Linked DNA regions of Homo sapiens: region 1 is linked to region 2. Evidence: chromatin contacts called from ENCODE Hi-C or POLR2A ChIA-PET data. All regions are on one chromosome and are shown on one strand. Each heading gives the region's core, a stretch centred on a gene start or an enhancer-like site at or near the end of the contact. The rest is flanking DNA. Distances are from core to core; before and after follow the strand shown.

Region 1 (5,127 bases), core at 490-2,989, 43 kb after region 2:
TTTTAAGCCATTAAGTTTGTGGTAATTGATCACGGCAGCAATAGAAAACTAATATATTTGGGTTTTGTTGTTACTGTTTGTTTGTTTTTTAAGATGTAGTCTCGCCCTGTTTCCCAGGCTGGAGTGCAATGGCACAATCTTGGCTCACTGCCACCTCTGCCTCCCGGGTTCAAGCAATTCTCCTGCCTCAGCCTCCTGAGTAGCTGGGACTACAGGCGTGTGCCACCATGCCTGGCTAATTTTTGTATTTTTAGTAGAGACGGGGTTTTACCATGTTCACCAGGCTGGTCCCAAACTCCTGACCTCATGTGATCCACCTGCCTTGGCCTCCCAAAGTGTTGGGATTACAGGAGTGAGCCAGGGCGCCTGGCCGTAATATATTTGTTTTGTTTTTGGCCTTTCCTCTGCACTGATTCCTTTTCTGTTGAAATCCTTAATAGCCTTCAGGCCAAATCCAAGGATCATAGAACATGTTCACCCTCCCTTGACTCCTTTATTTCTGTCAAAAAAATTAATTAAGGAAACTACTGAATAACCCTGAAATCAACAAAGGTGCCATTGTTATAAAGGTATAAAGGTATGCAACTTTTAAAAATTGACTTAGAAACAAGGACATAAGTGAAATGCCATTTGCCTATAGTTCTAAAGCCTTTCAATAATTTATTTAACGCCTATAAAATATTCAGCACAGCACCCTAGGGAAGTTAAAAATTGGGACAATACACATGGCAAAGTTCTTGGGAATACACAGAAGGCACCTGTGTTGATCAAGTGACTGCTGACAAGAGAAGACGTAGGGATTGAGAGAGACAGGCAGTGAAGAGCAGATGGAGTAGGAGATAGAGAAAGTTTAAGGGATGATTTCCGGGAAAGAAGAAAAAGAAAAGGGTAGAAAACAAAGAGAGGAAGAGAATGTGGCAAAGATAAGATCTCTCAGGAGATCTGCTCTCTTGACCATAATAAGCACCCAACAAGTATTTACAGAATGACTGATTTGAGGGACTCTGATTTCTTCCAAGAGGAAAGACAGGAAATAAGCTAATTCTATTCAACATACGTTTTAGACATGATTACAGTCTAAACAAAATTTTACATTTTCTAGGATTTCATTCTATATTACAGAAGTTTATTAATTATGTATGAATTCTCAGTAACTACTGATAAGGGATCCACCAATGCTTTCCTTCAGAAAGCATTCAGATATGGAGTGTAAACAAATACTTTTAATTACTCTTTCACTCATTACATAAAAGACTTTGGGCTTCTAACTGAAGAAGTTATATAATTAAAACAACCAATACTCATTCTGAGTATTACTTGATTGTCAGAAATACTGAGTCAGGGTTCATTTTATACCAAAGTCAAGCCTGACATGAGCTTAATGATTAAGTCAGATTTAAAAATCCTTCCCATCACTGCAGAACATAAAGACAATTTCAGTCCAACATGTCAGAAATCTCACTTTCAGAAAAGTTGTCACCTTTTCTTTGCACTCCAGCCCGCCAGCCCCTTTAATGTGCTATCCAAGAAAGCAGTGAGGAAGAATCACAGGATAACTGTGCTGTAGACAGGAAGAATAACCAGGCCAGTGATCAGGAGGACTGGAGGCCCCCAGGGGAAGAGCTGCAGGAAAAGGGAGACCCCACAGATAATATGATGAAATATTTGGAAAGCATTAGGAACATCTGGATAGAAAATTAGATAAGTGAAACAATAAGGCAGATACCAAAGCCAAACAAAAATCTTTAAAAGGAAATGCAGTCATACTTCTCTATTAAGCTGTGCAGTGAATCATATTTACATCACCATCATGTGGGAACACTGGTTATTATTTTATCAGAAAGTAATGATGTTATCAAATTGGGAGAATGGGGAAAGTTGGGGGGTTGTAACAGAGACAAATCTTCGTTATAAGTTTATCAGAAAATGATGATGTTATCGAATTGGGAGAATGGGGAAAGTTGTGGGGACAGTGATAACAGAGCCAAATCTCTGTCTATCCAATTGTCTATCAAAACAGGAACTCAACGGATTGGAGCCTACTGGGCTTGAGAGCCCCGCTGAGGAGTCCGGAGGTTGGGACGCAACTACTGCCGCGTCCCCTCCCGGTCCCCGGCCACATGGCGAGCGGGGCGACACCGAAGCAGCCCACGGAGCTCGAGGCGACGCTGCTGAGCCTGGTTCCCCAAAGCGGCCGCGCCACTCCCCGCTTCCCCGCCCGGCTCCGGGCCCCAGGCCCTGGGACGCCGAGCCACCGCCGGCGTTTCAGACGCAAACCCCACCGCGACCCTGCAGCAGCCTGCCCCGCCTGGCCGCCAGAGGCACCTTCCAACTCCGAAACACATTTTTCAACATATAATAGAATCATTATCAGAGGTGGACACATTTAGAAGTTGTTCTTAATCAGAGGGCAGCTTGTGCTTAGGAAAGCCAGCCTCAGTCCTCAGCACCCAGCACCCAGTGCTGCAGGTTTCTCCTGGGTGAAGATGGACCAGCCCACCTTGGCCCTCCGGCAAGCTAGAACAATATGTACACGTCTCTCAAACTATGAAGAGAAGATTTGGGAGGAGTATGAGAAAATCCTCAATACCAAACTAGCAGAGCAATACGAGTCGTTTGTGAAATTCACACATGAGCAGATTATGCGACCATGTGGGACAAGCCCAACAAACTATGTGTCTTGAAGCTTTTTGTTGCAGATCTCGGTACCAGGTTTGACCTCAAGGCATGGTTGCTATACATTTTTTGCAACTGTTTGATATCACATTTCAGCTCCAACTTTGCATCCTGAGAACATTCCAACGTTTCTGCAGGTCCATTTTATACGACTTGAAAGACCTTAAAACTTTCTGGTTGCCACAGGTATATCTTTCTTTTCTGTTCATCCAGTAAATAGTCATACCCTACTGTGACAGATTTTTCCAAACAAAAATACCTGGAGCAGCAGTGTAGCAAAATATGCCTTCAGTGGCACTCAACAAATGGAGTTTCCCCAAGCACAGTTCTGTAAGAAGTGTGTGTGAGAGTGTGTATGTGTCTGTACATGTACTTTAGATTATGGTTTGTATTGTGCAAATTTTTTTGATCTTGGGGATTCTGGCTGTGGATTTGATGCAGAAAATTATGGTTAAAAACTATGGTCTACAGAAGATACTTAATGCTTTGTGACTATATAAATTGTAACAGTGGATTGTTTTATGTGTAGGTATTATTGTTAAATATGGGGACTGTTCACCAGGCACAAAATAGGAATCATAAATTAGGATGCAGGCTGGGTATGGTGGCTCATGCCTGTAATCCCAGCACTTTGGGAGGAGGCCGAGCTGGGCGGATCGCTTGAGGAGAGTTCGTGATCAGCCTGGCCAACGTGGAGAAACCCTGTCCCTACTAAAAATACAAAAATTAGGTGGACATGGTGGCGAGCACCTGTAATCCCAGCTTCTCGGGAGGCTGAGGCAGGAGAATCACTTGAACCAGGGAGGCAGAGGTTGCAGTGAGCCCAGATTGTGCCACTGCACTCTAGCCTCGGTGACAGAGTAAGATTCCATCTCAAAGAAAAAAAAAAAAAGTGAAGATGGCCATTGGCTGTGGTTATGACAATACAGTGAAAGTCTGTTGTCTTAGATATACAAATACATAGTGAGAAATTAGAACAAACTGGAGACTGGCCTTTGACACATGGACTCTGCCTAGCTGTGTTAGAAAAATATTTAACTCCAAGCCTTAAAATTCCCAAATGGAGTTGGTGCTTACCTCATTCACACAATCCAAGAGTTCACTGGGTCCTGAACCTCTAAAGGGAAAAGGTCTCCCCTGGAGCAGGAGCATCAGAGTTTGCTCGGGGGCATAAGGTAGGTGAGTGCTGGGCCGAGGCAGGCTCCCCTGGCACTGCTAGTTGCAGGAGCACTTTACCTTTGTATCAGTTACTAAAAACAAAATTTGAATCCTTTGGTCAGGTTCCCCCAAATTATTTTGAGGTAGCCATGTTTAAGTGCTTGAGCTTTTGTGTTGGCAAACCCCTGCCCAAGGTTGCTAATAGGGTATTCTGCCCCTTGTTTCCACAGCTGAGGCACAGAAAGTAGCCTCTTTTGTGAGGAGTTGGGAGTTAAGTATACATTTATTTTTTTACCATGATTTGTTCAGGACCACATTTTACAAGATACCTTGTTTCCTTTATTATTGTTTCTGGAAAGTCCTATTCATATTATTTTATTTGAATATAGAATATAGTTTTTTTAAATGAGGGCTTATTTTGAAAAATTCTGAGCTTAATTCAAATTTATGCCAATACCTTCCCAAATAAGGTAATAGTCAAAGACAGATGTTCTGATCAAATGGCTTAGAGATAGTCCTGGAATATTCATATTCAAAGATTCCTTATTAATGAATGTCTTTAACTTAAATCTACCCAATAATTGCAACATGGTTCTTTGTACATTTTCATTATATGGTGTTAACAAGCTTCACTGCAAACAAATAAATTACTTAAGTTATTTGTTTACCTTGTCTTCTTAAAAAAACAAAGTCAGCATATGATGTCTAAAATTGATAAAATAGGCTGGGTGCCACCGTGCATGCCTGCAGTCCCAGCGCTGTGGGAGGCCAAGGCAGGTGGATTGCTTGAACCCAGGAGTTTGAGACCAACCTGGGCAACATGGCTAAACTTCCTCTCTACAAAAAGTACAAAAAATTAGCCAGATGTGGCGGTGTGTGCCCGTAGTTCCAGGTACTTGGAAGGCTAGGATGGGAGGACTGCTTGAGTCCAGGATGTGGAGGTTGCAGTGAGCCAAGATCACACCACTGTGCTCCATCCTGGGCAATGGAGTGAGACCGTCTCAAAAATAAAATAAAACTGGTAAAATAAGAAATGACCATGTAAGCCTATTATTGAGAACGATGAAGATAAATACTAGAAGAAACAGATACAAAAGCTAAAAATACTTGCCTTGGAGAGAGGGATTTTTCAATATTATTTGATTTTTTAATTTATGTGTATCAATTTGATAATAATTATTTATTACAATAGGCTGAACAATGAATACCCTCACCTAAAGATGTTTATGTCCTAAGCCCCAGAGCCTGTGAATATATTACTTTAAAGGCAAAAGGATTTGGCACATGTGATTA
Region 2 (5,308 bases), core at 2,465-4,964:
ACTCAGCCTCCTGAGTAGCTGGGATTACAGGCGTGTGCCACCACGCTCAGCTAATTTTTGTATTTTTAGTAGAGATGGGGTTTCACCATGTTGGTCAGGCTGGTCTCAAACTCCTGATCTCATGATCTGCCCGCCTCGGCCTCCCAAAGTGCTGGGATTACAGGTGTGAGCCACCGTGCCCGGCCCATACCACTTATAATGTTAAATGTATACTTACTATATGACCAGCAATTCCACTTCTAGATATTTACCCAAGAGAAATGAAAACGTGTACACAAAATGGCATGTACAAAAATGTCCACAGCAGCTTTATTCATAATAGCCAAAAACTGGAAACAATCCAAATGTCCAAAAATGACTACATGAACAAATCATGGTATAGCCCTATAATGAAAATAGTACTTAGCAATAAAATAGATCAATCTACTGGTACATGCAACCAAATAAATGAATCTCAAAAACATGTTGAGTCAAAGAAGCCAAATATATTAAAGGACATATACAATTCCATTTCTATGAAATTCTAAACTGGCAAAACTAATCTAGTGATAAAAATTGGATCAAGGGTTGCCAGGGATGAGAGACTGACCACAAAGGAGCACGAGGAAATTCTCTGGGGTGATGGAAATTTTCTATATCTTCATAGGTGGTGTTTACACTCAAAATGTATGCATGTTACTGCATGATTTTAAAAATGTGTTCCTGACATTTACAAATATAGTACTAAATAAACACTAAATACTAAACAAACATGTCATTACTATATTTAATAATATTTGTTGGTATTTCAAGTGGAATATTTATCTCATTTACATTTCTAGATGATTATTACTAGAAGAGGCTATTGGTGTGTTTATTTTTCTTATATTCACAGACTTTATCAAATTTCTTTATTCTGTTATTTTTTAAGCAAAGTCTTTTGGGTTTTCTAGGTATATAATCATATAATGACCAAAAGGAATATCTTAGGCTGGGCATGGTGGTTCATGCCTATAATCACAGCACTTTGAAAGGCTGAGGCAGAAGGATCACTTAAGGCCAGGAGTTCAAAACCAGCCTGGGCAACAAAGCGAGACCCCCGTCTCTACTAAAAATAATTTAAAAATTAGCTGGGCATTGTGGTGCGTGCCTGTAGTCCCAACTACCTGGGAAACTGAGGCAGGAGGATTGCTTGAACCCAGGTGTTTGAGGTTGCAGTGAGCTATGATTGCACCACTGCATTCCAGCTTTGGTGGCAGAACAAGATCCCGTCTCATTTTTTAAAAAGGAATATCTTCATCTTTTATTATCCAACATTTATACATGTTATTTTGTTTACTTCTCTTATTGCAAGTGCTAGTGTGCTAGTCTCTAAAAGAATATTAAGTAATAATAGTGACTACCAGATGCCCTCTCCTTTCTATATGTTAAAGGAAATATCTGAACATCTAAGTGTTTAAAATACTACTCGTTGGAATTTTTGTAAAGTCTTTACCAATTTGTAGTTTCTATTTCTACTTTATTTTGTTAGAAATGATTTTTAAATTTTTTCAAATAACTTTTTAGCATTTATTAATATAACATGTTTTTTCCCTTTTATATTGTTGATGCAGGCTAGGCACAGTGGCTCATGCCTGTAATCCCAGCACTTTGGGAGGCTGACACAGGAGGATAGCTTGAGCTCAGAAGTTGGAGACCAGCCTAGGCAACATAGTGAGACTCCTGTCTCTACAAAAAAATCAAAAAATTAGCCAGGTGCAGTGGTACATGCCTGTAGTCCTAGCTACTCAAGAGGTTGAGGCAGGAGGATAGCTCAAGCCCAGGAGATCAAGGATGCAGTGAGTTGTGATCTCACCACTGCACTCCAGCCTGGGTGACAGAGCAAGACGCTGTTTTAAAAAAAAAAAAAATAGTCAATGCAATGAAATATTATTGATGTCCTAATATTGCAAAAGTTTGCTTTCCTGGTACAAAACCTCTTAAATTATTCTTTTGATAAAGTACTACCAGGTTGGTGCAAAAGTAAACCCCAATTAATTTTGCACCAACCTACTAGATTCTCTTTTGGATATATATTCACAAGCTAACTTGAACTTTGGGGTTTTTCTGGTACTATCTTTATGAAGTTACAGTAAGGCTGGCTTCATGAAATGATTTAAGGAGTTTCTTCTTTTTCTCTCCCCTAAAATGGTAAAAATAGTTTAAGACTCCATCATTCCTTAAAGATTGCAAAGGACTTAATGTGAAACTCCCAAGTCTCCATGACATTTTTAATAGTAGATATTTAATGTCCAATTTTTCTATGGTAATTAGTCTCTTCATGACCCTACTTCTTGGGTCAATTTTCTTAGAAAGTCATTCATATCTCTCAGGTTTTCGAATGTGTTGCTTTTGAGTTTTAGTTGGTAATTAATATTTTAATCTCCTTCTGCATCAGTGGTTATCTCATTTCTCATTCTTGTATAATTTTGTTCTCTTTAAAAATCTGGGTCATGACAGGATTATCTATCTTATTGGTGTTTTCAAATAATACAAAAAAGAATTGGACTTACTTATTCAAGTTTTGAGGTTTTCTATTTTATTGTTATCTTTATTGCTTACTACCATTTTGTTCCTAATAAAGATATATACATATATCTTAATATATTTACATTAATAAAATATACATATTTGTAGTTTATATATTTTTTATTTGTGGGATGCCAAATTCTCTCTGGAGATTTAAAATTGTAACATGAACCAACCACCCACTCCCACACACTTATGGTTCTTACTGTGCTTATTTAAAAATTTTTTTCATAGCATTTATTTATGATCTTCTAACAAACCTTATGCTACTTATATATTGCTTATTGTTTATCCTGTCAATTTTACATGACTATAAAGTCGACAAGGGTTGGGAACTTCCGTCTGTTCATTGATGTATCCCAAAGCCTGGAATGGTACCTGACACAAGGTAGGTGTTCAATAAATTGTTAGATAAATAAATCATAATCACATGACTCATTTTACCCAGGCAAAGGGCAAAACAGGAATACTACAGGTATTCATTCATTCACCAAAATAGAGTTCAGCATTTACTATGTGTCAGAACTGTCCTGGTGTTGACACAAGTCCCCACCCTTACCAAACCAACTGTTTACTTTAGGGCATATGAACAGGAATGGGAGGCAGAAGGATATCGTGAATCAATGAAAAAATATATTGGCTTTACAAATGTACTCTATATTTCTTACTAATCTCAAATTGGCTACAGTACCTCGCTTTTCGATCCTATTTTCCTTTACTCCACAATCCTAACAGTTTAAAATGTCGGCTTGTCAAATCCTTTAAATGCAGAGGAGATTCCAAAAGAGACAAAGTATTTGGGTGGTAATCGCCCATCGACTTTACTACCTTTAATAGTTTACCAAAGCGCGCGAATGTAAAACCCAGACCATGGTAAGACTACGGTGGAAATGGAAGGTGTCTCACTGAGGGTCCCGGTTGCCTTCTGCAAAGGTGAAGGTCGTGCCGGCCACGCGAGGAAATCTGCCTCGCTCACAACTCACAGGCACACATCAACACTGCCAACCGAGGGAGCCCAAAATCACCGCAAGCGAAAGGCTCCGGCGGCGGCCACGGGCCACAGCCCGCCTCCGCGCACACGCAGCCCCTCCCGAGCCTCCACTCGCCGTCTTCGCCCCGCCTTCGGACCGGAAGGAGTTGTTGGCGCTTCCGGTGGCCTGCGACCCCGTAATTGCCTCGGTGATGTCGTGGGTTCAAGCAGCCTCCTTGATCCAGGGCCCTGGAGACAAAGGGGACGTGTTTGACGAAGAAGCAGACGAGTCGCTCCTGGCGCAGCGGGAATGGCAGAGTAACATGCAAAGACGAGTCAAAGTAAACGTGGTGTGGACGGCGCGGGGTGCTGGGTTGTGGGAAGAGGCGCGGAGTTGTGAAGAAGCTGGGTCCAGAGTGGCCCCAGCCTGGCCCGGCGCTGCTCTCTTTATCCCTAGGGACCCGGTCCGACCCGCGTCTTGCTAGGATTTCTCGATGGTTACTTGAAAGCGTGTAAAACAACAAGACGCATTCTTTGAGCGCCTACGGGATGCGTTAGAAACTGAGGACCGACCAAAATTAACTATGTGTAGACTTTGAACAGTTTGCAGTTTGTTGAGGATCACAGGGAAAGGAGCTGGAGAGAAACATACACTATACTTATTATGGCTGTCAAAGGACGTGTACGCAGTTTATATGGGTGGCTTGAATGGGTAGGGAGCCTAAAGTTAAGGAGTAGTGTTAATCAAGACATATTGAAAAGATGAACTAAAGCATGCTGTCAGAGGACAATAAGGGAAAGCTAATGTGGAATACTGGTGTCTAGGTAAGGGAATATTAAAGTTGGTTTCTTTTTTATTTGTTAGATGTAACTTTTTCATCTCTAATTTGTCTCACTATTCATTGAAACTAAGCTTAATTTCTGTGTGCAGCCTACAGTATTTCTGGGTGAGGACCAAATAGTGAGGTCCACATCCACTTAATATATTTGCCAACCATTAAATTGCCGCTAAAGCTGCAGTTGGGAATCTGCCCTGTTTAATATTTCAGTAGAGTGGTATTTGCTTAGCCCAAAAACCATGTTGTCAATTACAAAAATGCTTTATGTGAGACTGGGGCCACACTAATAAGTATTGAGCATCTTTTAAATGCTGTGGCACCGTGAGAGATGCAGAACGAAATCACTACCCACAGAGCTTTTGCAGGTTAGTTGAATTTAGGTATTATGCAAAATTTCTGAAACCAGACTTCTCATCATCCTTTTTTTTTTAAACAATTTCCTCTCTCTGCTTTGCCCTGTCTCCTCACCCACCCACACCATTCCAATCAGTTGGCAAGAGCCCAGATGTGTAATTTTCCATATATCCTTTTTGTGAAGACATTGCTAATGCTGGGTTTTGTTTTTTGTTTTTTGGTTTTTTTAATCTTTTGAAGTGATTAGAAAAGTTTATTTTGTGCTTAGGATATTTTTCTAAGGCATCACAGGTTACACATCCAAACTCTTCAATGGTATAATATTTTATATTCTAAAGGAGAGACCTTTAAAGAAAACTTGTACATTATGCTACTATAAGTCTAGTGGATTCTCCTATCCGCAGAGCCTAGAAAGAAGGGGACATTACAGAAATTGTCTACTACATAATGGTCAGTTGATTCATTGTATTTATGGTTTTCCCCCTTCTTGTAAGGTGAAAACTATGTATGCCCTTTAAGGAGTATGCTCTTTAAGGAGTAAAAATACACTAAGTGTACCATCCTGTTGATTTCTACCTGTAAGATACCACACAATATT

What was found. A loop is a pair of places that touch in the nucleus more often than their neighbours do. ChIA-PET counts read pairs that join two places held with the same protein, here RNA polymerase II (POLR2A). Pooled maps may share reads with other maps.
Region 1: a map of posterior cingulate gyrus shows a loop between it and region 2 (2.4-fold over the local background). The contact joins the enhancer-like site here to the promoter of YAE1 in region 2. A Hi-C loop is called at or near these places in 2 of 168 maps with a recorded cell type or tissue (astrocyte of the cerebellum and posterior cingulate gyrus) and 1 of 50 pooled maps. POLR2A ChIA-PET finds 5 or more read pairs at or near these places in 5 of 52 experiments (A549, H1, WTC11 and 2 more).

The regions. Positions count from the first base shown.
Region 1 is chr7:39,607,597-39,612,723 of GRCh38, forward strand. It overlaps a transcript of YAE1 not described here and the pseudogene LOC646999. Among named protein-coding and RNA genes, the nearest start is that of RALA, 13 kb to the right of the region's middle. RefSeq lists a silencer at 2,135-2,284. Within about 2 kb of position 1,740, at least 10 of the 41 ENCODE cell types and tissues checked have a DNase peak (open chromatin) inside an H3K27ac peak, as active enhancers do.
Region 2 is chr7:39,562,690-39,567,997 of GRCh38, forward strand. It overlaps YAE1 (YAE1 maturation factor of ABCE1), which reads left to right and starts at 3,715. Exons shown (of 3, transcript NM_020192.5): 1 at 3,715-3,858. The coding sequence starts at 3,730. YAE1-DT (YAE1 divergent transcript) reads right to left here and starts at 3,660. Exons shown (of 3, transcript NR_187579.1): 1 at 3,454-3,660. It also overlaps the pseudogene TMX1P1. RefSeq lists an enhancer at 3,552-4,001.